2 separate regions of the Homo sapiens genome follow, and region 2 is linked to region 1. A link is an interaction called in ENCODE POLR2A ChIA-PET data of the cell type or tissue named here. Cell type or tissue: A673. All regions are shown on one strand. Links, peaks and the distances in the headings refer to the core of each region. The heading gives the core; the rest is flanking DNA. Region 1 has its middle 35 kb from the start of UNCX. Region 2 overlaps CHLSN (cholesin).

The links. ChIA-PET counts read pairs that join two places held together with the same protein. Peaks named below come from ENCODE experiments on the same cell type or tissue, not always from the same donor. Only the 100,000 strongest peaks of a DNase experiment are listed, where the experiment ranks them.
Region 2: POLR2A ChIA-PET joins it to region 1 with 9 read pairs; 2 of 35 experiments call an interaction of 5 or more read pairs at or near these places.

What each region holds. Positions count from the first base shown.
Region 1 is chr7:1,190,101-1,205,857 of GRCh38, forward strand. No RefSeq gene overlaps it. Among named protein-coding and RNA genes, the nearest start is that of UNCX, 35 kb to the right of the region's middle. RefSeq lists an enhancer at 3,223-3,724. In A673, for the core only: no CTCF peak of the experiment used is centred there; DNase peaks (open chromatin) are centred at 8,321 and 10,141; H3K27ac peaks cover 1,716 bases.
Region 2 is chr7:1,067,125-1,082,881 of GRCh38, forward strand. The region is part of intron 2 of CHLSN (cholesin); the gene reads right to left. CHLSN-AS1 (CHLSN antisense RNA 1) reads left to right here. Exons shown (of 3, transcript NR_187853.1): 2 at 6,434-7,650; 3 at 10,640-10,938. Among named protein-coding and RNA genes, the nearest start is that of CHLSN-AS1, 9.3 kb to the left of the region's middle. RefSeq lists enhancers at 2,675-3,458, 3,459-4,241. In A673, for the core only: no CTCF peak of the experiment used is centred there; no DNase peak of the experiment used is centred there.

The DNA.
Region 1 (15,757 bases), core at 5,633-10,632:
GGGAGTCAAATGGAGGTAAGAGCCAAATGGAGGTGGGAGCTAAATGTAGGCAGGAGTCAGTCAAATGTAGGTGGGAGTCAGTCAAAGGTAGGCGGGAGTCAAATGTTGGTGGGAGTCAAATGTAGGTGGGAGTCAGTCAAATGTAGGCAAGAGTCAAATGTAGGCGGGAGTCAAATGTAGGCAAGAGTCAAATGTAGGCGGGAGTCAAATGTAGGCGGGAGTCAGTCAAATGTAGGTGGGAGTCAGTCAAATGTAGGTGGGAGTGAAATGTAGGTGGGGGTCAAATGTAGGCAGGAGTCAGTCAAATGTAGGTGGGAGTCAAATGTAGGCGGGAGTCAGTCAAATGTAGGCGGGAGTCAGTCAAATGTAGGTGGGACTCAAATGTAGGTGGGGGTCAAATGTAGGCAGGAGTCAGTCAAATGTAGGTGGGAGTCAAATGTAGGCGGGAGTCAAATGTAGGCAGAGTCAGTCAAATGTAGGCGGGAGTCAAATGTAGGCAGGAGTCAAATGTAGGTGGGAGTCAAATGTAGGCATAGTTCTAAATGTTTAAGAAAACTCCCATGACCTCTGGAGGCTCTGCTACCTGAGATAACTTGAGATTCACTGGCATACAGGGAGTAACCATCTCTGCCTTCTGGAATGTTCCCATGCCAACTTAGGGGTAAAATTCAGAAGTGAGGCTAGGTGGGGTGGCTCATGCCTATAACCCCGGCACTTTGGGAGGCCGAGGCAGGCGGATCACGAGGTCAGGAGATCAAGACCATCCTGGCTAACATGGTGAAACCCCTTCTCTACTAAAAATACAAAACAATTAGCCAGGCGTGGTGGTGGGCGCCTGTAGTCCCAGCTACACGGGAGGCTGAGGCAGGAGAATGGCGTGAACCCGGGAGGCAGAGCTTGCAGTGAGCCGAGATCACGCCACGGCACTCCAGCCTGGGCGACAGAGCGAGACTCCATCCCAAAAAAAAAAAAAAAAAATCAGAAGTGTATTTCAAGGAAGGGTCAACTTTAGTCCCAGACAAAATTGGGACACAGCCTCCTGCCTTCCTTCCCCCTTGGGCAGCAGCTGCTGTGAGCACCCAGCTGCTCCCTGGAACTTGGACAAAGCGCGTTTGGAACAGAGCTCCAGAGCCGCCTCCTGCAGCCGCCCCGGCCAACACCCAGGAGACTCAGATGTCTTGTTTCCTTCCTAACCCCCAATTCCATCCATCACTGCGTCCTGTTGACCAGGGGTCCCCAACCCCCGCGCCATAGACTGGCACCCATCCATGGCCTGTTAGGAACGGGGCAGCACACCAGGTGAGCAGCGGGTGAGCAGTGGGCAAAGCTTCATCTGTATTTTTTTTTTTTTTGAGACAGAGTCTCACTCTTGTTGCCCAGGCTGGAGTGCAGTGGAACAATCTTGGCTCACTGCAACCTCCACCTCCAGGGTTCAAGCAATTCTCCTGCCTCGGCCTCCTGGGTAGCTGGGATTAAAGGTGAGCACCACCATGTCCGGCTAATTTTTGTAGTTTTAGTAGAGATGGGGTTTCTCCATGATGTCCAGGCTGGTCTCAAACTCCCGACCTCAGGTGATCCACCCACCTCAGCCTCCCAAAGTACTAGGATTACAGGCGTGAGCCGCCACAGCCAGCCCCTTCATCTGTATTAACAGCTGCTCCCATTGCCGACGTTACCGCCTGAGCTCCACCTTGTCAGATCAGTAGCGGAGTTCGATTCTCACAGGATCGTGAACCCCATTGTGAACTGTGCATGCGAGGGGTTAGGTTTCACACTCCTTATGAGAATCTAATGCCTGATGATCTGTCATTGTCTCCCATCACCCACAGATGGGACCGTCTAGTTGCAGGAAAAGAAGCTCAGGGCTCCCACTGATTCTACACGATGGCGAGTCGTAGAATTATTTCATTCTATATCACAGTGTAATAACAGTAGAAGTAAAGTGCAACATAAATCGAATGTGCTTGAATCCTCCCGAAACCATCCCCTGCCCCCACTGTCCGTGGAAAAATTGTCTTCCACAAAACTGGTCCCTAGTCTCAGAAAGGTTGGGGCTCCCTGCTATTGATGACCCCCAGGCATCTCCCCAGCCTGCCTGCAGCTCCCTGTCCCTCTCACCGCAGCCGCCCTGGTCCAGGCCGCGTCCTCTCTCCCCAGCCAACCTGCCTGCTGCTGTACCCCATCCGTCTCACTGCAGCCATCCTGGTCCAGGCCGCGTCCTCCTCCCTAGGACAGCTGTGATGCTTCCCAGCTGGACTTCCTGCTTCTGCCTTTACCCTATAACATCCTTCTTTAACACAACGGCCAGAATGATTTCCTTCAAAAACAGCAATACGATGATGTCATTTGGCCGTTTAAAACTTCCTGTGGCTTCACGTTAGTCAGAGTCTAAACAGGAAAACAGAGCCGCCTTCAGGTTGTGTAACCAAAAGGGAGTTGAAGGTGGGGAGTCGTTTACTAGCTTGGGGCAATCTACACGCAACCTGGGGACATGGGGAGCACCAGCAGGGACCCTCAGTCACCTGCAGAGTGGGGAGGCACCAGAACAAATGGAACCGAGGCCACAGGTGTGCAGGCCCGCACCCGAAACCCCAACACTGTGGGAGGCCAAGGTGAGAGGATCGTTTGAGGCCAGGAGTTCGAGACCAGCCTGGCCAACAGAGAGAGACCCCATGTCTATAAAATATTTAAAAATTAGCTGGGCGTGTTGGCTCATGCCTGTAGTCCCAGCTACCCAGGAGGCTGAGGTGGAAGGATTACCTGAACTCCAGAGGTTGAGGCTGCAGTGAGCTATTAATACAATTGCACAACTGCCCTCCAGCCTGGGCAACACAGAGCAAGACCCTGTCACCCACCCCCCACCAACAAAAAATCAAAAAGCAAAAAACAAAAATGAGCTGAGTGTGGTGGCTTAAGCCTGTAATTCCAGCACTTTGGGAGGCCAAGGCATGAGGATCACTTGAGCTCAGGAGCTTGAGACCAGCCTGGCCAACATGGTGAAACCCCATCTCAACTAAAAAAAATACAAAATTAGCTGGGCATGATGGTGGGCGCCTGTAATCCCAGCTACATGGGAGGCTGAGGTAGGAGAATTGCTTGAACCCGGGAGGCGGAGGTTGCAGTGAGCCAAGATCGCACCACTGTATAATTTAAAAAAAAAAAATTGAAAAAGTAGCCAGGCGTAGTGGCAGGTGCCTGTAATCCCAGCTACTCAGGAGGCTGAGGCAGGAGAATCATTTGAACCTGGGAGGCGGAGGTTGCAGTGACCTGAGATTGCGCCACTGCACTCCAGCCTGGGCGATGAAGCAGAAAACAAAAAACAAAAAACAAAAAAACCGAGGCCACCGTAGCTCCAGTGCCTGGAGCAGGGCCTGCGTTGAGGCCGTGGTGGATGTCGGAGGGTGGGTGAATGAATGAACAGTGAGTTCACTCCACATTGGGTGCCTCAGTCCAGCCGTCCCCGTACACCCGAGGGGCCCCACGCAGCCACACCTGGCTTTTCTCAGGCAGTGGCTCTTCCCACCTGGGTCTCCGTCCTAGGGGTCTGTCGCCCTGATGTCAGGGAGCGGGCGCAGCTCTCAGACGCGCTGGTGTTGTCTCCTAACTCTGCCGCTCCCCAGCTGTGTGGGCCGGTCTGCCCCAGTTTCCTGCTCTGAAGAAGAGAGATTGAGATACAGGTGGCAGCCTCGGAGGGTGATTGTGAAGGGTCCAGGCGGTTCCCGCGTGCAGCCTCGGGACAGGGCTGTGCTGGAGCCATCGAGCTGGAGAGAGAGTGAGCTTCACCCCAGGGCAGCTGTCTCCCCAGACGAGCCCCGCTCTGGGACATTGCATGGGAATCTCAGCTGCTCCGGGATGTTCATTCACCCTACCTCTCTCAGGACACCCTGGCTTTGCAGAGCCCGTGCGTGAGTGTCTCTGAGCCGGGTGCCAGGGGGTGGCACTGTTTGCTCACCGTTGGCCTCTGCTGGCAGCGTGGTGCCCGGCGCGGCGTGAAAGCCCTCGGCCTCCCAGGCGCTTTCGGCCTCACAGGCATCCCTCTGGCTCGAAGTGCTCCTGCTCCCACAAGGCTCAGGAAACCTGTGCTGCTCAGAGCTTTGCGTTTAAAAATCACGTTGTTCTGGTTTGGACCACGCAACTTAGACATTTCTTTCAGGAACTGGATTGGCTGTGGAGGGGCCATTTAGAAATCTTTTATCTAGTCAGTTTCCTTCATCTGTATTTTGGAAATGCAGAGAAGGTGATTGAACCTAGCGGAATCTTGGGAGCATGTCCTTGAACACGGCAGGTGTCCCCGGGACAAACAGGTGCAGCTTTCTGCAGAGGACAGCGATGCCCCGGACAGCCTGGGCTCCCAAGTTCTCCCATGTGCCCCAAGGTGCCGTGCTAGGGTACAGGGGGTTGTGGAGTTTACTCATTCCTGGAGGCAGGTATTCAGCCAAGATCAGCGGTCTTGATGTTGCATAAATGTTGGGGAAGAAATCTTTCTGCTTGGGGAGCTGTTGATTTCAGTATTGGCTCTTAGCTGATAAAAACAGTAGTTCCAGCCAGGCCCGGTGGCCCACGCCTGTAATCCCAGCACTTTGGGAGGCCGAGGCAGGCGGATCACGAGGTCAGGAGATCGAGATCATCCTGGCTGACACGGTGAAACCCCGTCTCTACTAAAAATACAAAAAAATTAGCTGGGCGTGGTGGTGGGCGCTGGTAGTTCCAGCTACTTGGGAGGCTGAGGCAGGAGAATGGCATGAACCCAGGAGGCAGAGCTTGCAGTGAGCTGAGATCGTGCCACTGCACTCCAGCCTGGGCGATAGAGCGAGACTCTGTCTCAAAAACAAAATAAAACAAAACAAAAAAACCCAGTAGTTCCTGCCAGCCAGGTGCAGTGGCTCACACTTGTAATCCCAGCACTTTGGGAGGCCAAAGTGGGCAGATCACCTGAGGTCAGGAGTTTGAGACCAGCCTGACCAACATGGCGAAACCCTGTCTCTACGAAAAGTACAAAAATTAGCTGGGCATGGTTGCAGAAGCCTGTAATCCCAGCTACTGCGGCACGAGAATCGCTTGAACCCAGGAGGTGGAGGTTGCAGTGAGCCGAGATGGTGCCGTTGCACTCCAGCCTGGGTGACAGACTAAGACTCGGTCTCAAAACAAAAACAAACAAACAAAAAACCAGTTCCTACCGTTTATGAAACGCCGCTCGCAGCCTGCCCCTGTGCCCTTCACGCCGTACTTTGTCCCGTCTTCTCAGTGACCCTGCAGGTCAGTGTGGGTGATGGTCACAGACATGAAGCTCAAAGCCGCGAGGGACCTTGCCCAAGGTGTCCAGCCCAGGAGGAGCGGAGCCAGAATTCCACCTTGGGCCGTCTGACCCCAAAGACCGCAGTTTCCAGCGCACAGACTCTCCAAATCATCCTCTCAACTGGAGGAACGTCACCTTCCCTGCAGCCCACGGCACCTTCCTTGATTTTATTACCAGATCCATGGTCCAGCCTGGTGTCTGGTTACTATTTTCCACCTGCTGTAAAGTGATTTGGGGCCAGGCACAGTGGCTCACGTCTGTAATCCTAGCACTTTGGGAGGCTGAGTCAGGAGGATTGCTTGAGCCCAGGAGTTCGAGGCCAGCCTGGGCAACGTAGTGAGACCTCATCCCCACAAAAAAATTAAAAAATTAGCTGGGCATGGTGGTGAACCCCTGTGGTCCCAGCTCCTCAGGAGGCTGAGGCGAGAGGATCACTTGAGCCCAGGAGGTTGAGGCTGTAGTGATCTGTGATTGTGCCATTACACTCCAGCCTTGCAACAGAGCAAGACCCTGTCCCTCTCTCTCTCTCCACACACACACACACACACACACACACACACACACACACCACACACACACACGTTGGGGGGATAGGACTGTGGTCAGCATTTCCAGGATTCACCTCCCAGGGCTGGAGAATGGATGAAGAGGGGCGGGTGGGGGGAACACAGGAGGCTGTGATGAAGAGGGGCGGGTGGGGGGACACAGGAGGCTGTGATGAAGGGGGGGTGGGGGGAACGCAGGAGCCTGTGATGAAGAGGGGCGGGTGGGGGGAACACAGGAGCCTGTGATGAAGAGGGGCGGGTGGGGGGACACAGGAGGCTGTGATGAAGGGGGGGTGGGGGAACACAGGAGGCTGTGATGAAGAGGGGCGGGTGGGGGAACACAGGAGGCTGTGATGAAGAGGGGCGGGTGGGGGGACACAGGAGGCTGTGATGAAGAGGGGCGGGTGGGGGGACACAGGAGGCTGTGATGAAGGGGCGGGTGGGGGGACACAGGAGGCTGTGATGAAGGGGGGGTGGGGGGAACACAGGCGGCTGTGATGAAGAGGGGCGGGTGGGGGGACACAGGAGGCTGTGATGAAGGGGGGGTGGGGGGAACACAGGCGGCTGTGATGAAGAGGGGCAGGTGGGGGGACACAGGAGGCTGTGATGAAGGGGGGGTGGGGGGACACAGGAGGCTGTGATGAAGGGGGGGCGGGTGGGGGGACACAGGAGGCTGTGATGAAGGGGGGGGTGGGGGGACACAGGAGCCTGTGATGAAGAGGGGGGGGTGGGGGAACACAGGAGGCTGTGATGAAGAGGGGCAGGTGGGGGGACACAGGAGGCTGTGATGAAGGGGGGGGTGGGGGGAACGCAGGAGGCTGTGATGAAGGGGGGGTGGGGGGACACAGGAGGCTGTGATGAAGGGGGGGTGGGGGAACACAGGAGGCTGTGATGAAGGGGGGTGGTTGGGGGAACGCAGGAGCCTGTGATGAAGAGGGGCAGGTGGGGGAAACACAGGAGCCTGTGATGAAGAGGGGCGGGTGGGGGGAATGCAGGAGGCTGTGGAATCCTTTACAGTTCACAAACTGCGTTCACATCAGTGACTTTGGTCTTTTGCTTTTTTTTTTTTTTGAGACAGGGTCTCACTTTGTTGCCCAGGCTGGAGTACAGTGAAAAGGTGCAATCACAGCTCACTGCAGCCTCAACTTCTTGGGCCCAGAAGATCCTCCTGCCTTGGCCTCCCCAGTAACTGGGACTACAGGCACTCGCCACCATGCCTGGCTAATTCTTTTTTTTTGGGGGGGTAGAGAGTGGGTCTTGCTGTGTTGCCCAGGCTGGCCTGGGACTCCTGGGCTCAAGCGATCCTCCCGCCTCAGCCTCCCAAAGTGCTGGGATCACAGGCGTGAGCCACCACACCTGCCTCACATCAGTGATTCGGGACCTGAGCTCTTCTTTGGGCCTGCCTGTCCCCTGGTGGGGCGGATGTCAGGTTAAAGGTCACCTCCCCAGCGAGGGCTGTACTTGCCACCCGACATCTCAGAGCCACTCTCTTTTTTGAACCAGGACACCCTATTTTAATTTTCTTTGTACTTTTTGCTGTTTGGTATTTTCCTTTCTATTTAAATGACTATTTTTATTTTCTGTCTCTCTCCCCTAAAATATAAGTTCCATGAGATCAGAAACTTTGTCCTGTTCCCCTAGCCAATCGATAGTCATTAAATGAACCACCAAATTAGCGATTCTCACATCAATAGATGAAAAATAAAGGAGAGACCTCACAGCTTGAGAGAAGAAAATGCATAGTGATTGTTTTAAAGAAATGGCTAAGGCGGGCGCGGTGGCTCACGCCTGTCATCCCAGCACTTTGGGAGGCTGAGGTGGGCGGATCACTTGGGGTCAGGAGTTAGAGACCAGCCTGGCCAACATGGTGAAATCGCATCTCTACTAAAAATACAAAAAATAGCCAGGCGTGGTGGCACATGCCTGTAATCCCAGCTACTTGGGAGACTGAGGCAGGAGAATCGCTTGAACCCAGGAGGCGGAGGTTGCAGTGAGCCAAGATCGTGTCACTGCAGTCCAGCCTAGGAAACAGAGCAAGACTCTATCTCAAAAATAATAATAATAAATAATAATAATAAAATAATAAATGGCTAAATTTTAAGTGCATACATAAACTCTTTTAAGATAGAGTGAGACCGTATTAACAGCGGATTTTTTCCTACAGTCTTACATTTGGGGCCAAGTTGGCTGGAGCTAGAAATTGCACGCATTCTTGTGAAAATCTCACCAACAAAGGAAGGCCTACCAGATACCTTTGAACTGGGCACCAGACCAACGTGGCCATGTCAGCAGCGTCGCTGGCACCATCTGGCCCGGCTGCCCGGTGTTGGAGGGGTTTAAACATTGTTACTGACCCGCATTGGTTGTAACTCTGTTCTTCATTCAGAGACGAGAGTGAGGAGAGGGTTTTCTGGAGTGTTAGAAACACACTTTGGTGAAATGACTTCTAACCCAGCACAGAACATCGACCAGGGTTGTAAAATGAGTACAGAAATCCTTGTAATGTGAGAGGATTACGGTTGCCCATAAATATTTATGGGGTAACAGCAGCTTCTCAGATGTGTCATACACAAGACATCTGCCACCGAGGCTGAAGCCCAGACTAGATAGTTCAACACAGACTCACGTAACATGTTTATTGTTTATGAAGAAAAGCCGTATTTTTTTTTTTGAGACAGAGTCTCACTCTGTCACCCAGGCTGGAGTGCAATAGTGCGATCTTGGCTCACTGCAACCTCCGGCTCCTGGGTTCAAGCGATTCTCCTGCCTCAGCTTTCCAAGTAGCTGGGATTACAGGTGCCTGCCACTATGCCCAGCTAAATTTTTGTATTTTTATCTATCTGTCTGTCTGTCTGTCTGTCTGTCTGTCTATCTATCTATCTATCTATCTATCTATCTATCTATCTATCTATCTATTTTTTGGAGACAGAGTCTCACTGTGTCGCCCAGACTGGAGTACCATGGCACGATCTCGGCTCACTGCAACCTCCGCTTCCTGGGTTCAAGTGATTCTCCTACCTCAGCCTCCCCAGTAGCTGGGATTACAGGCATGCATCAGCACGCCTGGCTAATTATTGTATCTTTAGTAGAGACAGGGTTTCACTGTGTTGGCCAGGCTGGTCTGGAACTCCTGACCTCATGATTCACCTGCTTCAGCCTCACAAAGTGCTGGGATTACAGGCATGAGCCACTGTGTCTGGCCAGAAAAGTCATATTTTTTTTTGAGTTGGAGTCTCGCTCTGTCGCCCAGGCTGGAGTGCAGTGGCGCAATCTCAGCTCACTGCAAGCTCCGCCTCCCGGGTTCATGCCATTCTCCTGCCTCAGCCTCCTGAATAGCTGGGACTACAGGCGCCCGCCACCACGCCCAGCTAATTTTTTTGTATTTTCAGTAGAGACGGTGTTTCACCGTGTTAGCCAGGATGGTCTCGATCTCTCGACCTCGTGATCTGCCCTCCTCAGCCTCCCAAAGTGCTGGGATTTCAGGCGTGAGCCACCGCGCCCAGCGAAAAGTCATATTTTTAAAGTGAAGTTAGGGGCTGGGCGTGGTGGCTCATGTCTGTAATTCTAGCACTTTGGGAGGCAGAAGCCAGAGGACTGCTTGAGGTCAGGAGTTCAAGACCGGCTGGGGCAACACGGTGAAATCCTGTCTGTAACTTTACTTTTAAAATACACAAAAATTGGGCCAGAAGGATGGCTGACACCTGTAATCCCAACACTTAGAGAGGCCGAGGGGGGCGGATCACCTGAGGTCAGGAGTTCCAGACCAGCCTGGCCAACATGATGAAACCCCGCCTTTACTAAAAATACAAAAATTAGCCGGGCGTGGTGGCGGGCGCCTGTGATCCTAGTTATTTGAGAGGCTGAGGCAGGACTATTGCTTGCACCCAGAGGTGGAGGTTGCAGTGAGCTGAGATCATGCCACTGCACTCCAGCCTGGGCGACAGAGTGAAACTCTGCCTCAATCAATCAATCAATCAATCCATAGAAATAAAATACATAATTTTTTTTAAGTGAAGTTTGGGTCAAGGGGCTTATTTTCTTCTAACCTCCTCACCTAGCAAAACTGCTGGCCTCTAAATTCTCAGAAGCCGCCCCGGGCCCCACGGAATTCTAATGAACGCACATTGTCTCCCTGCTAGAGATGAGTCTGTGCCTGTCCCAACAGTGCTGGGTGGTGGCTCCCCGACTCGGGGCCCCCCAAGGGGCGTGCAGTTCTTCGGAGGCTCTTGCCTACGCGCTCCCCGGCCTCCACTTGGCCTCGAGCCTGGGGAAGGCGCCGCGCTTGGCTCTTGAATCTTGCTGGCAGTTTTCCCAAGTTCCACAGAAGCCCCGGTGAGAAGTACAGTTCTGCCTCCTGTTGTTTTGGGCTGTTGTTTACGCGGTCCTGGGATACATATGGCGCATGGAAGCAATTAAGGTAAAGATGCTGAATGGGTCCGTCCCCCAGGGCTCCAGGCTGCCAATCTCCCATCCCAGGGAGGCTCCGCTCAAACCCATGAGCCCCGAGAACGTGCGTGCGTGAGAACAGCGCTCTTCAGAGTGGTTTGGTGTTGTTGCTTCTTAAGATTGATTTTTAACCTCAGCCAACAAAAAACCAGGAGTGGGTGGGGTGTGGTGGCTCATGTCTGTAATCCCAGCACTTTGGGAGGCCAAGGCACACGATCACCTGAGGTCAGGAGTTTGAGACCAGCTTGGGCAGCATGGTGAAACTCCATCTCTATTAAAAATACAAAAATGAGCCAGGCATGGTCGTGGGTGCCTGTAATCCCAGTTACTTGGGAGGCTGAGGCAGGAGAATTGCTTGAACCCAGGAGGTAGAAGTTGCAGTGAGCTAAGATCATGCCACTGTACTCCAGCCTGGGTGACAGAGCGAGACTCCGTCTCAAAAAAGCAACAACAGGCCAGGCACAGTGGCTCATGCCTGTAATCCCAGCACTTTGGGAGGCTGAGGCGGGCGGATCACGAGGTCAGGAGATCGAGACCATCCTGGCTAACACAGTGAAGCCCCATCTCTACTAAAAATACAAAAAAAAATTAGCCAGGTGTGGTGGCAGGCGCCTGTAGTCCCAGCTACTTGGGAGACTGAGGCAGGAGAATGGCGTGAACCCAGGAGGTGGAGCTTGCAGTGAGCCGAGATGGCACCACTGCGCTCCAGCCTGGGTGACAGAGCGAGACTCCGTCTCAAAAAAAAAAAAAAAAAAGAAGCAACAACACAAAAAAAAACCCAAAACCAGGAGTGCTTCCTCTTCCTTGCAAAGTTGTGCAGAAGATGTGCAGCTGTGAATGCTGCAGCTTGGCCATGCAGGCCACGGCCACATTTGCCACTTCTGCAGTGGAAATGATACCGGAGTACTGGGAAGGGAAGAGTGTGAACCCTTTCAATGATACAGGAGGGAAGTGCTGGGTAGAGAAAGGCAGGTCCCTGGCTAGGGCTCCACCCCCATGGACCTAGGTGAGGACAGGGATTTCCTGCCCCAATGTTGCATTTCCCAAGACCACCCTGGCCCGCCATGCCCCCATCCTGGGCCTCTGAAAACCTGAGACCCTAGCGGGCAGACACACAGGTGGCCAGAGGTGGAGAGGAGCACATCGGAGGAAGAAGATGCATGTGGCTGGTCGTCGAGAGGAGCACGCCAGCCAGGAGGGCTCACCGACAGACTCTGGCACGCTGGCCGACCATCGATCCATCAACCGGGGCAGTCAGAGGAGAGCTGGGCCCCCCGAGAGGCCCATCTCCAGGGAAAGACCATCTCCCTTCTGGCTTAATAAAACCACCTCCACTCAATAAAACTTTGCACTCATTCTCCCAGCCCAAGTGTGATCCTTCTGGTACACCAAGGCAAGAACCTGGGATGCAGAAAGCCCTCTGTCCTTGGGGCAAGGTAGAGGGTCGAATTGAGCTGGTTAACACAAGCTGCCTATAGGGCACCCTGGAACACACGCCCACTGGGGCCTCAGGAGCTGGAAACATCCAGCCTTAGACACTGCCGTGGGGTGGGAGCCCCACAGCCTGCCCGTCTGTATGCTCCCCTGGAGGTTGAGAGCGGGGTACTGAGGAAGCGAGACACATCTCATCACACATCCTGCGAGGGGGACAAGGGAACCTTTCCAGTTTCAGAGACGGCCCTGCCACATCGCCCGGGTGCATCTCTGTGGCTGTGAAAGTGAGAGCCGGAGGTCCCGGGGAGCAGAGGTCGTGAGGCCTCTGTGCTGGCTTCTCGGTATTCCTGTCTTGGTATTCCTGGCAGTTTGGTCCCCTGGAGGTGGCCATGTGGCATGGACAGGGGCCTCTATGCAGAGGCTTTTTCAGCAACTGTGCTGTGCTGCCGCCATGGCCACCTCCGTTGTCATCATCCAAAGGCACCTGCCGTCCACAGCACGGAAGCACGCTCAGGCACTACTTTTTTTATTTTTTATTTTTTACTTTTTTCTGAGATGCAGTCTTGCTCTGTTGCCTAGGCTGGAGTGCAGTGCAGTGACCTCACTGCAACCTCCTCCTCCTGGGTTTGAGCGATTCTCCCACCTCAGCCTCCCGAGTAGCTGGGACTACAGGTGCCCGCCACCATGCCAGGGTAATTTTTGTATTTTTACAAGAGACGGGGTTTTGCCATGTTGGCCAGGCTGGTCTCAAAGTCCTGAGCTCAAGTGATCCGCCTGCCTCAGCCTCTCAAAGTGCTGGGATTACAGGTGTGAGCCATTGCACCCAGCCTATATTTTTCTTTCTTTTTTTTTTTTTTTTTTTTTTTGAGATGGAGTCTTGCTCTGTCACCCAGGCTGGAGTGCAGTGGCGTGATCTTGGCTCACTGCAAGCTCCGCCTCCTGCGTTCACACCATTCTCCTGCCTCAGCCTCCCGGGTAGCTGGGACTACAGGCGCCCGCCACCATGCCTGGCTATTTTTTGTATTTTTAGTAGAGATGAGGTTTTACCATGTTAGCCAGGATGGTCTCAATCTCCTGACCTCGTGATCTGCCCGCCTTGGTCTCCCAAAGTGCTGGGATTACAGGCGTGAGCCATTGCACCTGGCACGCCCAGCCTATTTTTAATTTTTTAGAGGTGGAGTCTCACTGTGTTGCCCCGGCTGGTCTTGAACTCCCAGGCTCAAGCAATCCTCCCACCTCAGCCTCCCAATTATCTGTGACCACAGGTGTGTGTCACCTTGCCCAGATAATTTTAAAATTTTTCCTTTGTAGAGATGGGGTCTTGCTATGTTGTCCAGGCTGGTCTCAAACTCCTGGGCTTAAGCGATCCTCCTGCCTCCGCCTCCCTAAGTGCTGGGGTTACAGGCCTGAGCCACTGTGCCCAGCCTGCAAATTCTTTCCCTTCTTTCTTCCCCAAACTGCCACAGTAGTGTCATGCAGAATATACTTAAAACAGAGGGTCCCTAGTTTCTTATTTTTAGTCCCGATGAAAAGAGAATAGCACTTCACTAGTGAGAATCTGTGGAGCAGTAGAAGAAGAAGGTTTACACTATGCAATTACCAAAGTACAATGGCCTGCACTGACTGAAAGCTGACTTGAGAAGCCATTGAATGGGGCTAATTAATATGTGAAAATTCAAATTTGACATATTTGTGCAAAAGAGGTTGTGCAGCAGAGGCCGGGCGCGGTGGCTCACGCCTGTAATCCCAGCACTTTAGGAGGCCGAGGTGGGAGGATCACCTGAGGTCAGGAGTTCAAGACCAGCCTGGCCAACATGGTGAAACCCCCGTCTCTGCTGAAAATACAAAAATTAGCCGGGTGTGGTGGTGCATGCCTGTAACCCAGCTACTCGGGAGGCTGAGGCAGGAGAATCGCTTGAACCTGGGAGGCGGAGGTTGCAGTGAGCCGAGATTGTGCCATTGCACTCCAGCCTGGGGTACAAGAGCAAGACTCCGTCTCAAAAAAAAAAAAAAAAAAAAGAAAAAAAAGAGATTGTGCAACAGAAAGAAGCCAAATCACATTTAACCTAAAGGGGGCAGCAATTTATTCTCTCTAAGGTTGGAAGGAGTGTTCCTCAGAACCACGGGCGCTGAGGGAGATCTGGAAATGTATGTAAGTTACCGTCACAAGGCACAGATACATGGGAAGACATGACACATTCAGATTTTAGCAATACTTATAAACTCCAACAACAGGTGACGGAGGGAAAAGAGCCGCGGGTAAATTTCGATAGTGATTTAGGCTGGCCGAATGTGAAAATTTTCTCTTTAGTATTCAAATTTGTCAAGTAATTTACTCTGAACTCCCAAATAATAAACAAAATGTGAAATAAATAAGACTGGCCAGGTTGGGCGAGGTGGTTCACACCTGTAATCTCAGAACTTTGGGAGGCTGAGGCACACAGATCACTTAAGGTCAGGAGTTCGAGACCAGCCTGGCCAACATGGTGAAAACCTGTCTCTACTAAAAATACAAAAAATTAGCCAGGCGTGGTGGTGGGCGCCTGTGATCTTACCTACTCAGGAGGCTGAGGCAGGAGAATTGCTGGAACCAGGGAGGTGGAGGTTGCAGTGAGCCCAGATCATGCCATTGTACTCCAGCCTGGGTGACAGAGTGAGGCTCTGTCTCAAAAAAAAAAAAAAAAAATTAAGTAAGGCTGGCCAGAGACCCAGGGGAGGGATGCATGCCAGCCACTCCGCCCAGGCACCTCACTCTGTTTTTGTTTTAGATCTGAGCCTTTGAGGCCAGGGCTGGCTGGACAAATGCCCCCAAAACAGCACGTGTGCACTCCTCCATTGGCAGCCAACCGGGCTTTGCTGGAGCTGTGCGTGTGTGCGTGTGCGTGCGTGTGTGTGTGCGTGTGCGTGCGTGTGTGTGTGTATGTGTGTGTGTGTGCATGGCTAAGGATTTCGGAGAGCAAGACAGTTCCCCTGTAACTCTGATTCTATAAAAAATATGCTGCTTGCAGTCAGGGAGCGGGGTTTCTTTCTGCCCCTCCTGGGCTGTGTGAGGGGCTCCGTATTTATTCTGGCAAGCCTCACAAGTGGTGTTGCCGCGAATTTCTGGTAGCGTCTGGGCTCAGCTGTGCTGGGTGGGGCCTTCTTGGGTTCCAGGCCTTCTTGCCGGAGTTCATTTAAAACCATGATTGGTGACACCAGGAAGAGAACAGCACCAGAGCACAAGTCCTCAGCTGCGCATTTTGGTTTAAGAAAATAGATGACCTCCAGGGACACCAAGCAGCGACTTCATTTTAAATAGAACCACCCACAGATTCTGGTGTTACCTGAAAATCTAAAAGATGTAATTATGAGTGTTCATAGCATTAGTTGACAAGGGTCTGAAAATACTGAAGATAGCTTTCTTTCTTTCTTTTTCTTTTTCTTTCTTTCTTTTTTGAGACAGTTTTGCTCTTGTCGCCCAGGCTGGAGTGCAATGGCATAGTCTCAGCTCACTGCAACCTCTGCCTCCTGGGTTCAAGCAATTTTCCTGTCTCAGCCTCCCAAGTAGCTGGGATTACAGGTGCCCACCATCACACCTGGCTAATTTTTGTGTGTTTTTTTGTATTTTCTTTTTTAGAGAGAGTCTTACTATGTCACCCAAGCTGGAGTGCAGTGGCGCAATCTCTGCTCACTGCAAGTTCCACCTCCCAGGCTCAAGTGATTTCTCCTGCCTCAGCCTCCCGAGTAGCTGGGATGACAGGTGCCTGCCACCAGGCCTGGCTAATTTTTTTTTTGAGACAGAATCTCGCTCTGTTGCCCAGGCTGGAGTGCAGTGGTGCCATCTCGGCTTACTGCAACCTCTGTCTCCTAGGTTCAAGTAATTCTCCTGCCTCAGCCTCCGGAGTAGCTGGGATTACAGGCACCCACCACCACGCCCAGCTAATTTTTGCATTTTTAGCAGAGGTGGGGTTTTGCCATGTTGGCCAGGCTGATCTCAAACACCTGACCTCAGGTGATCCACCCACCTCGGCCTCCCAAAATGCTGGCATTACAGGCG
Region 2 (15,757 bases), core at 3,523-8,522, 130 kb before region 1:
AGAGGTGTGGGTTTGGGGCACAGTCTGTTGGTGGAGGCTGGAGTGCACCCAGAGGTGAGGGTTTGGGGCACAATCTTCACACAGGCTGGAGTGCACCCCAGAAGTGAGGGTTTGGGGCACAGTCTGTTGGTGGAGGCTGGAGTACACCCAGAGGTGCGGGTTTGGGGCACAGTCTGTTGGAGGCTGGAATACACCCAGAGGTGAGGGTTTGGGGCACAGTTTTCACACAGGCTGCAGTGCACCCCAGAGGTGAGGGTTTGGGGCACAGTCTTCACACAGGCTGGAGTGCACCCCAGAGGTGAGGGTTTGGGGCACAGTCTGTTGGTGGAGGCTGGAGTACATCCAGAGGTGCGGGTTTGGGGCACAGTCTGTTGGAGGCTGGAATACACCCAGAGGTGAGGGTTTGGGGCACAGTCTTCACACAGGCTGCAGTGCACCCCAGAGGTGAGGGTTTGGGGCACAGTCTTCACACAGGCTGGAGTGCACCCCAGAGGTGAGGGTTTGGGGCACAGTCTGTTGGTGGAGGCTGGAGTACATCCAGAGGTGCGGGTTTGGGGCACAGTCTGTTGGAGGCTGGAATACACCCAGAGGTGAGGGTTTGGGGCACAGTCTTCACACAGGCTGGAGTGCATCCCAGAGGTGAGGGTTTGGGGCACAGTCTTCACACAGGCTGGAGTGCACCCCAGAGGTGAGGGTTTGGGGCACAGTCTTCACACAGGCTGGAGTGCACCCCAGAGGTGAGGGTTTGGGGCACAGTCTTCACACAGGCTGGAGTGCACCCCAGAGGTGAGGGTTTGGGGCACAGTTTTCACACAGGCTGGAGTGCACACCAGGGAGGCTTCCCGCCTCTGGCAGAATCACCGCCATGCTCAGTCACAAACCCAGAGCTGCGTTTGGACGCTGCAGCACACGCTGCGGCCCCAGCAACGGTCCTGCGCACCAGGCTCCTCTCCCAGTAAGGTCCGCTTCTCTGTGGAGCTCAGGGGTCCCTGCAGTGCCCACCTTAGCAGAGGGCAAAGCCTTGAGACACGGATGCTTTGTCCTCAGGTCTCCACTGGCTCCTCAGAACAGGGCCCCTCAGCGCTGCAGTGTGTCACATGTCCCCAGTTTCCCCTCGTGGTGCTCACGCCACACCCCTGGCACGGAGGCTGGAACCCAGGTGTCAGTCCTGGCTCTGACCATGACCTTGGACAAACCACCCCTCAGACCTAGAGCCCTCATGCACATCCCCATGGTCACTGCCACCCGGCAGGGAGCAGGACAGCCCCGGGGGTCTGTGACTGTCCCCGGGACATCAGTCTGAGAAACAGCGCTGAGTTGGACGCTGCCTGGTGTGGACACTCGCCCTCCACAGTCACACAAACTCGGCTTTGCAAAATCAGTTCTCAGTGAAGGAAATAATGTACACAGTGGTCCACTTCCAAGACACAGTGTCTTGCTTGCTTAGGTCAGCAAGCTACAGAAGACCAGGCCCCTGCCTGGGTTGCCGATGCCTGCTTGTCGGCCTCCCCATCCCCAGTCTTCCCCCCAACGCTTAGTTGCCTTCACCTGACCCAAAAACTTTTAGTCTATGACGAAAGTTTTACTCGTCTGCAACATAGCTTGTTTTGTCTGTTCTTATCAGTCTGCCCAGCTACTTAGGTCATAAGTCAAATACCTGAAAAGCCCCTGAGCTGACTAGGATTGCAACGCATTGTGGGCTGCAACAAAATGCAGCAGGACAACCCTAAAAAAACACCTACAGCCCCTGCCCGACAACCAATAGGTGATGTCCGGGAAGACTGTGACCCCAGAGTACTCAGCCTGTGAGGAACCGGGGGAGGGGCCTGCGTACTGGGGGATAAATGGCTTGTTGTGACCGTGCTGGGTGTGCCTGCCCACCAGACACCCGATCTTGCAAGACCGTCATTAAAAGTCTCACGTTTAGGCCGGGCGCGGTGGCTCATGCCTGTAATCCCAGCACTTTGGGAGGCCGAGGCGGGCGGATCACCTGAGGTCTGGAGTTCGAGACCAGCTTTACCACATGGAGAAACCCCGTCTGTACTAAAAATACAAAATTAGCTGGGCGTGGTGGCACATGCCTGTAATCCCAGCTACGAAGAAGGCTGAGGCAGGAGAATCGCTTGAACCTGGGAGGCAGAGGTTGCGGTGAGCCAAGATTGCGCCACTGCACTCCAGCCTGGGCGACAGAGCGAAACTCCGTCTCAAAAAACAATAAATAGCTCTCCCTCTCCCCTCTCCCCTCTCCCCTCTCCCCTCTCCCCACGGTCTCCCTCTCATGCGGAGCCGAAGCTGGACTGTACTGCTGCCATCTCGGCTCACTGCAACCTCCCTGCCTGATTCTCCTGCCTCAGCCTGCCGAGTGCCTGCGATTGCAGGCACGCGCCGCCACGCCTGACTGGTTTTGGTGGAGACCGGGTTTCGCTGTGTTGGCCGGGCCGGTCTCCAGCCCCTAACCGCGAGTGATCCGCCAACCTTGGCCTCCCGAGGTGCCGGGATTGCAGACGGAGTCTCGTTCACTCAGTGCTCAATGGTGCCCAGGCTGGAGTGCAGTGGCGTGATCTCGGCTCACTACAACCTACACCTCCCAGCCGCCTGCCTTGGCCTCCCAAAGTGCCGAGATTGCAGCCTCTGCCCGGCCGCCACCCCGTCTGGGAAGTGAGGAGTGTCTCTGCCTGGCCGCCCATCGTCTGGGATGTGAGGAGCCCCTCTGCCTGGCTGCCCAGTCTGGAAAGTGAGGAGCGTCTCCACCCGGCCGCCATCCCATCTAGGAAGTGAGGAGCGCCTCTTCCCAGCCGCCATCACATCTAGGAAGTGAGGAGCGTCTCTGCCCGGCTGCCCATCGTCTGAGATGTGGGGAGCGCCTCTGCCCCGCCGCCCCATCTGGGATGTGAGGAGCGCCTCTGCCCGGCGAGACCCCGTCTGGGAGGTGAGGAGCGTCTCTGCCCGGCCGCCCCGTCTGAGAAGTGAGGAGACCCTCTGCCTGGCAACCACCCCGTCTGAGAAGTGAGGAGCCCCTCCGCCCGGCAGCTGCCCCGTCTGAGAAGTGAGGAGCCTCTCCGCCCGGCAGCCACCCCATCTGGGAAGTGAGGAGCGTCTCCGCCCGGCAGCCACCCCGTCCGGGAGGGAGGTGGGGGGGGTCAGCCCCCCGCCCGGCCAGCCGCCCCATCCGGGAGGGAGGTGGGGGGTCAGCCCCCCGCCTGGCCAGCCGTGCCGTCCGGGAGGGAGGTGGGGGGGTCAGCCCCCCGCCCGGCCAGCCGCCCCGTCCGGGAGGTGAGGGGCGCCTCTGCCCGGCCGCCCCTACTGGGAAGTGAGGAGCCCCTCTGCCCGGCCAGCACACATGCACGCACATACGCACACGGGCACACGAATGCACGCGCACACATGCACACATGCATACACATACACCACGTGCACAGGGACACACGCACACACGTGCACACACGCAAACACGCACACACGGACACGCACACACATGCACACATGCATGCACACACGCACACAACACGCACACGGACACACATGCACACACATGCACGCACATACGCACACGTGCACGATACACATGCACACGCGAGCACATGAACACGCACACGCGCACACATGCACGCACATATGCACACAACGCACGCAGACATACACATGCACACGCACGCACACGGACACGCACGTGCACACATGCACACACATCCACACGTGCACACATATACACACAACGCGTGCACACGGACATGCACACGGGTGCGCACACGTGCACATGCACACACGTGCACACACATGCACGCACACACACAGCACGCACAGACACGCACACATGCACACACACACAGCACAGACACGCACACGGGCACATGCACACGGGCACACACACACGTGCACACGCACATGCACACACATGCACACACATGTACATGCAGCCCCGAGGCAGTGCCACCGGAGCCAGCCTCATGGAGTAGCCTCCTCCAGGGTAACAGGAGCCATGGGGGGGCCATGAGACTGGATTCCACTCATAGAGGCCCCGCACGCGGCTGTTCAAGCAAAGCCACACTGACATTTCTGGTATCAAATTTAAGTCAATCTTTTAATGACCCTCCCGCACGTCAGCAGCAGATCAGGTGCAATGGCAAGAAAAGCAAGCGAGAAACAGCTGTACAACAACATAGGCTTAAAAATTCTTTTTGAAAGAAACTTTAATAAACGATGCATTGGTGAGTGGTGAAACCGGAAGGTGCTGTGGCCCCGGGCTCTGTGGCACTAGCACTGGTAGTCTCAGGTGCGCTGAGAGGACCAGAGCTCCTTGGAGAAAAGCTGATGTGAGGTGGGCCTGGGCACTGGTGGGGGCAGCTGGGGGGCTCCCACTGGCCACACAATACATTAAAAACCACAAAAACTGATGAGTCCACAGCGACACTCCAAAAAGCAGGCAGGAGAGGGAGGAAAGGGGAGAGGGAGGAGAAGTACCACTGTGAGTCTTCATAGAAGCCACTGTTTCCACAGACCCTGGGCAGGAACAGGTTCAGGAGACGCAAAGGCACCGGGTGGGAGGGGTCAGGAGGGCACCGTCGCCACAGGACGCATTGCCAGGGAAGTCCTATGATGCACGCCCACCTCAGTCAAGTGACCACATTCGGTGTCACCAGCATGGGACAAGGTGGAATGGCATGCCTGCGGGCGACACCACATACAACAGGCAGCCTTGCCCCTGTGGGACTCACCCACCTGAGCGGAGCCAGCCTAGGACACCTTAGAAGGAGGGCTTCGGCACCCAAGACTGCACCCCCAGGCCCAGGCCGCACGGCCGCAGCACAGGCTCTGCACCTGGTCGGCACACGTGGGGAGGCTGCAGGACAGAGCCAAGCAGCTCCGGGCAAGTGGCACCCAACAGTCACCCAGCCACACAGGGGAAGAGCGGGGAGGGGCCCAGCGCTCAGGATGGAAGAGCCCTGGGCAAGGCATCCATAGACACCTTAGACTCTGGCCTAAGCGGGGATCCAAGATGGCCTTCCGATACCCAGACCCTCCCATGCACACAGAGTGCCCCCACCTCCCCATGGTCCTGGAGCCGTAAGCATCCTGGCTGCCCACGGTCAGCACACACTGACCCGCCCACGGTGCCTCTGCTGCCCTTCTTCTCTCGCCACTCCCCATCTGCAGCCCGTGTGCTGAGGAGGGCACGGAAAACGTCCAAAGCACGCACGACTGCAGCGAAGCTCATGAATGCCCCTGCACACACGCAGTGGGGCAGACACCGGTTGGCCCTGCCAGGCCCTGCACACTCACGGGACCACGACTGCTCCTCGGATTTCCAGGGTCAAATGGGGTCCAGTCAAGGAAGGGCTGTGCGTTCTGCTTCTGCGCTTAGGCATATGATTAAACACATTTCATAATTAGATATGATCATTGCATCTGAGACACAGAGCTTTCCAAAACGGTCTGTGGGCTGAAGTTACTGCTTCCCTAAACGTCTGAGGGGCAACACCAGTGCCGCCAGCTAGGCCTGCAGCCCTCCTTGTAGAAAGGCTTTAATTATGGAGTCAATTTCTTTTCTTTCCTTTTTTTTTTTTTTTTTTTTTTTGAGATGGAGTCTCGCTCCATCGTGCCCAGGCTAGAGTGCAGTGGCGCAATCTCAGCTCACTGCAACCTCCGCCCCCTGGGTGCAGGTGATTCTCCTGCCTCAGCCTCCCAAGTAGCTAGGATTACAGGCGTGCGCCACCACGCCTGGCTAATTTTTGTATTTTTAGTAGAGATGGGATTTCACCATGTTGGCCAGGCTGGTCTTGAACTCCTGGCCTCAAGTGAGCCACCGCGCCTGGCCTGGAGTCAATTTCTTTAATCGTTACAGGACTGACAGAGCCTTCAAAAGTTCTTCTTGGGTCAGTATGGTAATCTGTATCTTAAAACAATGTGCCCAGTATTGGCATAAAGTTGTTACAACGTTCCCTTACTGTCATTCTGTTGTCTCTAGAAGGATCTGAAAATGTCCTAGGCCCACCGACCAAAACCAGGTCCTGAAAACCAGGACTGGCAGCAGGAGAGGAAGGCGCTCCTCTGGCCTCTTTCTCACCCACTCTGCAGCTTCACACACAGGAACACCTTACACCCTCCTTCGGTGTGAATTTCAAAATACATACAATGACCAGAGGGCAGCGGAAGGGAAGGGCAGAGAGCTTTCAAGCAACACTGCCCTCCCTCCTCACCTCCTCACCGCATTCCACTCCCGTTTCGGAGACAAGTGGCCGGCAGCTACTCCCCGCGCAGGCAGCTCCTCCGGCGCCCCAGCTGAGCTCCCGCCGCCCCTCAGGCTCTGCTTCCCACCCCCTAATCCCGCTGGAATCTGCCACAGCATCGACCTGCTGCTCCTCAACATCGTAGAGCTTTCTTACTTTCTCACAACTCCTTGAGACACTTTTTTTACTGTGGTTTCCTTCCCCAGCCCATATTTGGTTCTCATGAAAACAGAAGCTCCGTGGAGAAAGCGAAGAAAGTCCTTGAAAGTCGCCTGTTCAAAGCCGCCACTGCCGTGATGCCCCCTGACTCCGCACCCCGCCGCCGTGACGCCCCCCACGACCCCGCACCCTGCTGCAGTGACGCCCCCGACCCCTCACCCCGCTGCCGTCACACACCCCGACCCCGCTGCCGTCACTCCCCACGACCCCCCACCCCGCTGCCGTCACGCTCCGTGACCCCCGACCCCGACACCCTGCTGCCGTGATGTTCCCCCAACCCTGCACCCCGCTGCCGTGACGCCCGCCCCGACCCCGCACCCCGCTGCTGTCACGCCCCCGACCCCGCACCCCGCCGCCGTCACGCCCGACCCCTCACCCCGCTACTGTGACGCCCCCCGACCCCTCACCCCGCTGCCGTCACACACCCCGACCCCGCTGCCGTCACTCCCAACCCCCCACCCCGCTGCCGTCACGCTCCGTGACCCCCGACCCCGACACCCTGCTGCCGTGATGTTCCCCCAACCCTGCACCCCGCTGCCGTGACGCCCGCCCCGACCCCGCACCCCGCTGCCGTCACGCCCCCGACCCCGCACCCCGCCGCCGTCACGCCCGACCTCTCACCCCGCTACTGTGACGCCCCCCGACCCCGCACCCCGCCGCCGTCACTCCCCCGACCCCGCACCCCGCTGCCGTGACACCCCCCGGCCCCCATCCCGCTGCCATCACGCCTCCCGGCCCCCGCACCCTTGTCTGTGTCCCACAGCACAGGACCTGTCAGCGAGCGTCTGGCGCCTTCCTCCCTCCCCTGCAGAGACCCGCCAGGCCCCTCCAACAGGTGCTTTCTAAACTGCAATTTCCTCATCTACAAAAGGACAATCACAACAACGGAACCCAGGGGACAGGACTGCATCAACTACAACCAGACGGCGTAGACGGCAGCACACGGCCCTCGGCAAATCAGAGGTGCTCAGTGACCACAGCCACCATGACAGCAGGGCGGGGCGGGGGGCAAGGAAGCAGCGCTGGGAGACTTGGAGACACCCCAAAAAACGCCTTCCTCAGAAACACTGCTGTGCAAGAACCTGCAAATCCCTAAGGCGTCTGTGTCCGATGGCCCCGGCCCCATGCTCTGAGGTCGCGCAGGTGTCCAAGGCCAGGAGGGGCACCGAGGAGACGAAGAAGAAACAGCACAGCAGCTGGGGAGGTGAGGCCCGCGCCTGGGATGTCATGCAGCCTGCCGAGCAGCCGCTCGAGGGACCCGCCCATGTGTCATCAGCTCTGGCCTTCCTCCTCTCACAGATCAGAGAGCAGAGGGCAAGGTGGGCAGAGCCCAGGGTGGGTGCAGGGCTGAGCGCAGGACAGACGTCCCTCCAGCCTGGTGGCTGCCCCGTGTGGTGAGCGGGAGGACGTGTGAGCTGGGGGGCTCCTCCTTGTGACTGCAGATGTGTGGGCCATGGGAGGGCGCAGAATGGACCAAGAACCGAAAGGTCTGTGCAGGGGCCCTGCAGCATCCCAGGAGCAGCCTTGCCGCCACCTCCATCCAACACAACCCGTCCTCTGGCCTCACTGAATTCTCCTGAGGACCAAACACGGGAGGGGTGTGGTTCCTAGGCCATCTGAGCAATGACAAGCTAGACGGGTGGTTAGAAACAGCCATTTTAGGCCAGGGGCGGTGGCTCACGCCTGTAATCTCAGCACTTAGGAAGGCCAAGGTGGGCGGATCACAAGGTAGGAGATTGAGACCAGCCTCTTCAACATGGTAAAATCCTGTCTCTACTAAACATACAAAAATTAGCCGGGGAAAAATACAAAAATTACAGGCAGGCGCCTGTAATCCCAGCTACTGGGGAGGCTGAGGCAGGAGAATCGCTTGAACTGGGGAGGCAGAGGTTGCAGTGAGCCGAGATCGCACCACTGCACTCCAACCTGGGTGACACAGCTAGATTCTGTCTCAAAAAAAAAATTAAAAAAAAAGGAAAAGAAACAACCGTTTTAGGGCTCTTGAAGCTGACCAAGGCCGCACAACAAATCGGGTCACTTTTTTTTTTTTTTTTGAGACAGAGTAGGAGTCTTGCTCTGTCACCCAGGCTGGAGTGCAGTGGCGCAATCTCAGCTCACTGCAAGCTCCGCCTCCTGGGTTCACGCCATTGTCCGGCCTCAGCCTCCCGAGTAGCTGGGACTACAGGTGCCCGCCACCACTCCCAGCTAATTTTTTGTATTTTTAGTAGAGATGGGGTTTCACCGTGGTCTCGATCTCCTGACCTCGTGATCCGCCCACCTCAGCCTCCCAAAGTTCTGGGATTACAGGCATGAGCCAGCGCGCCCAGCCCGGGTCACATTTATTAAAAAAAAAAACCCTCCTGACCTCAGGTAGGAACAGCAGAGTCTGAGTCACCAAAGCCCGGGGCTGCCACTCTCCAGGGCGCCCCACTCCCAGCTCCAGCGGCTGAGTCCACCAAGCCAGGACAGGCCCAAGGACCAGAGGGCGAGGTGATTCACAGTGGAGCTCGGAAAGACCCATCCATGCCCAGCGCCTTGTCAAAAACCACAGGGGTCTTGGTGACAAGCAATTGAGGGAGGCCAACATGGCAGAGCCAGGGCTGCAAAATCGGCTGGAATAAGCATCAGACCTGCTAGAAGGGTAAGAAGAGCAGTGCAGTGTGGTACATGCCAGGGAGGAGCATCGCCAGGGAGGAGCACCATGAGGGAGGAGCACCACCAGGGAGAGGCAGGCCAGGGAGGAGCACCGCCAAGGAGGAGCAGGCCAGGGAGGAGCACCACCAGATAGGCTGCAAGGAGCACCCTTTCCTGAGCCTGCATGCTGCTCCGCAGGAGGCTGGGGAGCACCTCCCTCCCAGGCATGGGCTCTGGGGAGGAGTTCCCCTGTGGCACCGGTGGTTTCCCATGGATGTGCCACGCTGGTTTTCGGAGCCTGCAGGCGGACTGGGCACCGTGTAAAGAGGCCCGAGAGGGTTCCCCTAACACAGGCAAGCGTCATGCACAGGGCACAAGCACCGGGGAGGGATGTAAGAAAGGTCTATGCTTTCAGTTTCCAACAGGGCTGGCCCTGGGAAAAGCCGCAGAGGGAAGCTGGCTCTGAATTAATGTCCAAGATCTTTTCCTCCACTTGGCAGGGCTCTCTCCCTTCAGGGACCGGTGGCCTTGGCCAGGACTCTTCCCAGCCCAGCGCCACAGCCTTCTCGGGAAAGCCGGGGGAGGAGAGCATGGGGACTTGCACGCCTTGCCTGGCTGGGGAGAGGACCTGCCTTCTAGCCACACTTCCTGCACAGCCCACGCCCAACCCCTGGGTGACGCTCCTGGCACAGGCTTACGGGGTGGTCAGCGAGGGGCTGGCCCCTGCTCTGCAGCCAAGACTCAGGTTACCCAGTGTCCAGTCCGGAGCTCCTGCTGTTCTGGGTACCCTGCTGTTGCGGGCAGAGGGCCGAGACCCCCGGCCTGGGCCAGATGCCAATGCTGGCTCTTAGCTCGAGACTGTACGACAGGGTCCGAGGAAGGCGCTCTTGGGCTTACAAAGGCCTGAGCACTTTTCCCTGGTATTCTTGGGGGCTTTCAGGTCCTATTTTTATTTATTTTTATTTTTTTGAGATGGAGTCTCTCTCTGTCGCCCAGGCTGGAGTGCAGTGGTGCCATCTAGGCTCACCGCAAGCTCCGCCTCCCGGGTTCACACCATTCTCCTGCCTCAGCCTCCCAAGTAGCTGGGACTACAGGCTTCCACCACCAAGCCTGGCTAATTTTTTGTATTTTTAGCAGAGATGGGGTTTCACCGTGTTAGCCAGGATGGTCTCTATCTCCTGACCTTGTGATCCGCCCGCCTCGGCCTCCCAGAGTGCTGGGATTACAGGCGTGAGCCACTGCACCTGGCCTCAGGTCCTATTTGAAGTTGCTCTGGTCCTCCCAGAGTGCTGGGATTACAGGCGTGAGCCACCGCGCCCGGCCCCAGGTCCTATTTGAAGTTGCTCTGGCAGGGCTGCTTTCTGAACGTGCAAGCCCTCAGGTGCCCCGTGCACAGGCACACACCACCTTTTCCCTCTGCAGTACTAAGCTGGCTGCCTCCTACCAGGGCTAGTTTGAATTTTCCTAGGTCACACGGGCAAGCCAGACGCTGCTTACGTGCATTGAGTGTGGTGTGAGCGGCTTCAGACCAGATTCCTGTCTTCTTTACACAACTCTAGGTTTTCTGTGCCTGTTTTCGGTGAGCACAGAACAACTGAAGGAAGCGCGGGACAGACACAAGGGCGGGCCTCGGTGCCACGGCTGGCCTTGGGCAGAGGGAAATGCTTTGTGTACTTTCTCTGGGAAGCAGCAGCCCCAGCGCGGCCTCGGCGTCCTCTGCCGCCAACTGCTCCGTGACCGCTGGGCGTGTGTGCGGGGACATGGGAGCAACTTCACAGTGGTGGGAAGTTTCTCTCCTAAAACGAAAGCTTCTCTATACTACAGATTGGCCCCATTAAATAAAAGAAAATACGGTGTATTTTTACAGCGTTTGGGATTGGAAATGACTGAGATTCACGGTGGCTCTAGTCCTGTCTCCTGAAGACGGAGCTGGACGAGGTCTGCGGACAGTCAGAAAACACGTCAGGGTTTTGGCTCAGCTGCCAGATATGCAGCTATGGTGGGATTTCTGCGGCAGGGCAAGGAAGTGGAGACAGTTCGCGTGGCAGAGCACAGCGGGTGCCCTATAGTGGGCACGCCTGGAGAGCGTATATTTTCACAGGGCCCGAAACCTGAATGGAGGATTCTTTCCACCAGCTGCGGGGTGGGGGGGGGCTCAGGCACATCAGTTTTCCCACCCAGAAGACGAAGGCCTGCGAAGGGGGCCCCATGAGGCCTGGGAAGGGGGCCCCGTGAGACCTGGGGTTAAATCTTCCACAGCAAGCAGGGACCCCAGCCAGGCTCTGCACAAGGCAGGCGCTGCGCTCAGGTGGGAGTCCTGTGAGATGCTCCTGCACCCCACACTCCCGTGACCACAGGCGAGGCCTAACGCCCCCCACGCCGGTTCATCTCGTCTCCTCAAACTCCCACCAAGATGCTCACGACAGGGCCCAAATGCACTCCCGGGGGGTTGGCTAGTCTGCAGGATCACAGGCTGGCCCAGTGAAAACCTGGGCTTCGCTGCCTTACAACCATGCAGAACTCATAGCCAGGCCATGTGCCCACCTGCCCACTGGGACCCCGGGACAGTGCCTGCTCCAGACAGAGGCTGGGAGCTCTGTGAGGGGCACATGGAGTGAAGCAGAGCCTGCGGCTCACCTGTTTGGCTCTGGCTGGCCAGGTGCCCCCTCAAGCCCCAGCTCAGCCTTCCCCCAAACACTCAGCTCCATCCCCCACCCCAGCGGGTCAGGGCTCCATCAAGACTGCTGGTGAATGGCCGGCTGAGGAGGCAGCGAGGCAGCGGGTCAGGGCTCTGTCAAGACTGCTGGTGAATGGCCGGCTGAGGAGGCAGCGAGGCAGCGGGTCAGGGCTCTGTCAAGACTGCTGGTGAATGGCCGGCTGAGGAGGCAGCGAGGCCTTTGGAGAGGGAGGGCCAGGGTCACAAGACCAGCAGGGCACAAAGGTGGCTACGGGAGGAGCAGGAAGTCAACAGCCGCAAACAAACCTCCCAAGCCACTCGAAGCTGACATCCGCAGGCCACAGGGACACACCTGAGGCTGCGGAGGGGCGGCCACAGACCTTCACAGCCATCCTGGGTCCCCAGGCAGGCAACGCCCGGCTGCTCGTCTGCTGTCCACCTCCCTATGGGGACACCTCAAATCACACGAGAATTGTGACCTCAAAAGCTTATGCTGCTTTTGCACAGAAACAGTGACGTGTGAACCATCCTGGGATGGTATGAAAGACAAGCGCAGGTCTGGAAAAGCAGTTCAGAAGCCACTCAACTGTCTACGCTGGGGAGACGGTTTCGTGAGCTACCACCACAGCCTATAACTACTTATCCATTAAAAATGATAATAAAACCCAGGAAGAGGCCGGGAAAACATTCAATAAACCAGCGTGCTGAGGGAATCTGCACAACCCCCCTCCCTGCCCAATGTAGACGTGTGACGGGAAGTGGCAGGGGCAGCAGCTCCTCTGAGGGGCCCCGTGGCAGGCAGGCCCTGGCGGGGGCTGGGAGGGCTCAGGGGCAGGGGTGACTCCCAGATGCCCTCCAGAGGGTCCAGGGCCCTGCAGGAGCCACCAGCCCTCACCACTGGAGTCCCCGGCCTCCCAGCTCTGGGGAAGCAGCCCTGGAGAAGTGGCGCCCATGCTTTCTAGAACCTCTCTGAAGGGTTGTTTAAGCAGCGAGGGCCCATGCTGCCGTCAAGAACACACAATTCTCAAGGTCCCGGCTTTGGGGAGTTCCCCCAGGCCCCGAACCTGACCTTGGCAGCCCCTCTGCGTGGCTCAGGAACGAGTCCCACAAGCCCCTGGCTCTTGGCCGGAAACCGGCCACCAAAACAGACTGTGAAGGGCCAACCCCTCCTCCCAGGGAATTCCAGGGCTCAGTAGGACCCTTTGCTTTCCCTGGGGTTAGAAGGACAGGTGCTGGCAGAAACGCAAAACAGAGTGGCCACTTTGGCAGCTTTGTATGAAGCTAAATGTGCACACACTGTAAGAACCAGCGATGCCCAATCCTAGCGATCCACCCAAAATAAAATTACGCTCACATGAAACCCTGTATGTGAACATTTAAAGCAGCTTTATAATAGACACAATCTGGAAAGAACTCAAATGTCGCTCCCACGATGGCGGGACACAGACCGCGGCACAGCCCCCCGTGCTCAGTGGCGAGCAGCCACGGCCACCTGGTGTGCACGACGTGACACACCATCTCAAGCGCAGGAGGCACGGGGACAGCCAGGCTCGGAGGCTGCACACGCACAGGTGCCACCCGCGTGACGGTCCGGGGAGTCTGATCACGGGAGCAGAGTGCAGCCGCACGGCCGCCAGGTTGGGTGGAGGGAGGGGCTGACCACCCAGGGACGGGCAGAGGAGTCTGGAACAGGACGGTTTGTGCGCTGCCTGCGAGCACCGTGCTTCCACGACTAGATGCCTCTGTGGTGAAAGCCAAAAGGAGTATTTTACTGCACACAAATTCTCAGAAATGATCATCTGAAAACTACAGGTTCTCGGCTAAGGCACCCAGGCTCAGACTGCCGACACATCGTTAAGCAGCTGGGTACCAGCAGCAATGACCTCATCCCTCTGACTCCGTGACCTCGGCTGCAGAGGGTCACGGCGAATTATATACACAGTGCCACGCACATGGGAAGCTCTCAGTGAGAGAGGGTGGGCTGAGAGCCGCTTGGCCTGGGCCCTGCACCTCGTCCCACTCTGCATGAACTGCCTTTGCGGGTAAGGTCGGGGAGAAGGTGCCAGGCTGTCAAGGCCCAGGGTGCAGGGGGCCAGGTGGGAAGAACAGGAAGGCCGGCCGAGCTGGAGCCTGCACGGCCCTGCATTTGTTACTCTGCCTCTTAGACTATGCAGTGGTAGCAGTGGAGGAGGGGGAGCACGCCCCCCACCCGGCAGCCCAGCAAGGCTGCAACCTGCAGCTCCCAAAGGGCTTGGTCCCTCCCCGCGTGCCGTCATCCAGGGCCACCAGGGCCGGGGACGGTGCCGGGCAGTGCCGCTGGGAGACGGGCTTGGTGCCTAGGCCGGGTGGGGGTGAGCTAAGCACACCCAGCCCCGCTCCACCAGACTGACCTTGCCAGGCTGGGATTTGAGAGGGCTTCGGGGATAACTGTGAGGACCCCCTCTCCTAAGACCCCCAAGTCAGGGGGCCATGAAAGGTGGGGGAAGGGGAACCTGTCTGGGACCACTCAGAATTCTTCCCTTTCCTTGTAGAGCCCGAGCCCGGGCAGAAGAACCAGAACAAAACCTAAGTACAAACACGGCGGGCTCGAGCGGGGCTTGGCACGGCGCAGGGGTGGCGGCAAGGGGGCAGCCTGGACTGGAGCCAGAAAGCCTGTGCTGGCATCCGCCACGCGGACGGGGAAGCTGAGACCCAGGGCTCAGGTCACGCTTACGTCGTTTGGTAGCCAGGTACCAGGACCTCATGCCATACACAGCACACAGGCTGTGGAGCTGGAGCCAGTCGAGGAACCTGGAAGCCCCGACCCAGACAAGGCGCAGCCTGGGGGAGGGACAGGGAGGCCTCTCGAACCCATGGCTTTCTTCTGCCCACTGCAGCCTGGGGGAGGGACAGGGAGGCCTCTCGAACCCATGGCTTTCTTCTGCCTGCACAGGGGCCCCTCCTGTCCACGATAAAAGCCCAGTAATAAGGAGAAAGCAGTCAGCAGCCTTCACCTCAGCTCCAGACTCCGTTCTCGGGGCCAAGTTCAGGTGTGTGCCTGTCCCCCCACCCACCAGGTGGCCAGGCCTGGCTATGACCGCACGGGAGAGCAGGGCGGACCCCGCGAACGGGGACAGCACCTGACGGCGACATCCACAAACGCCGCCCCGCAGGAGCACGCACTCCCACACAAAGCGCCTGCAGCTGACAGCCGCCGGGAGGGGACATCTGGACAGCCTCACGCAGCTTTCAGACCTGCAGTCCATGTTAAAAGGATCTTGTTTCCAATTTGCCTTAATTAAACAAACATTCCAAACCACTTCCTCTCAGTCTGACCATTGTTCTTCATTCCATGGTACTCGGAGTCCTGGGAACCACTCATCACTGTCGGGTGCAGGTGGACGTCCCCTCACGGTAAGGTCAGAGTGCTCCCGCCCAGCGCGTGGCTCCGCGGCGCCCTGTGTGCCTGGGGGGTGAGAGAGGGTGGCGGGGGCGAGGTGCTTGTGAGGCACATCACAATGGGGCCCGAGGGCGCTGCGTGCACAGGACTCTACAGCACAGTCTTCATGGGCCGTTGGTCTGAGTTACTCAGAGCAGGGGATGATCCATCCCCACTTAAAGACAAAGTGAATGGGGTTAAACAGGTGCTGTGAGTGGCTGGGACGGGCTCACAGGAGGAGGGGCCAGCATGGGCCACGCACCACACTCTCACCCAAGACCCAAAGCCGGCCAGGCCACCGATGGGCAGAGATGACTGCAGCTTCCAGAATAGTGGGCTTCATGGGGTGGGCATCCCAAAGCATATCACAGCCCCTGGGGGGCAGGGCAGGTGCTGCATGATCCTGGTCCTGTGTCCAGCTCCTGCCACTGCCCCATCTCGTAACCCTCTGGACACAGAGAACGCAGAGAACAGGCAGTGTTCCATGTTCCCACCAAGGGGAAGATCCAGCGCCCGCAGAGAACTAAGGAAGCACCGGGGAGTGTGGTGCTACTGAAGAGAGGATGCGTCATTTGCATTTAT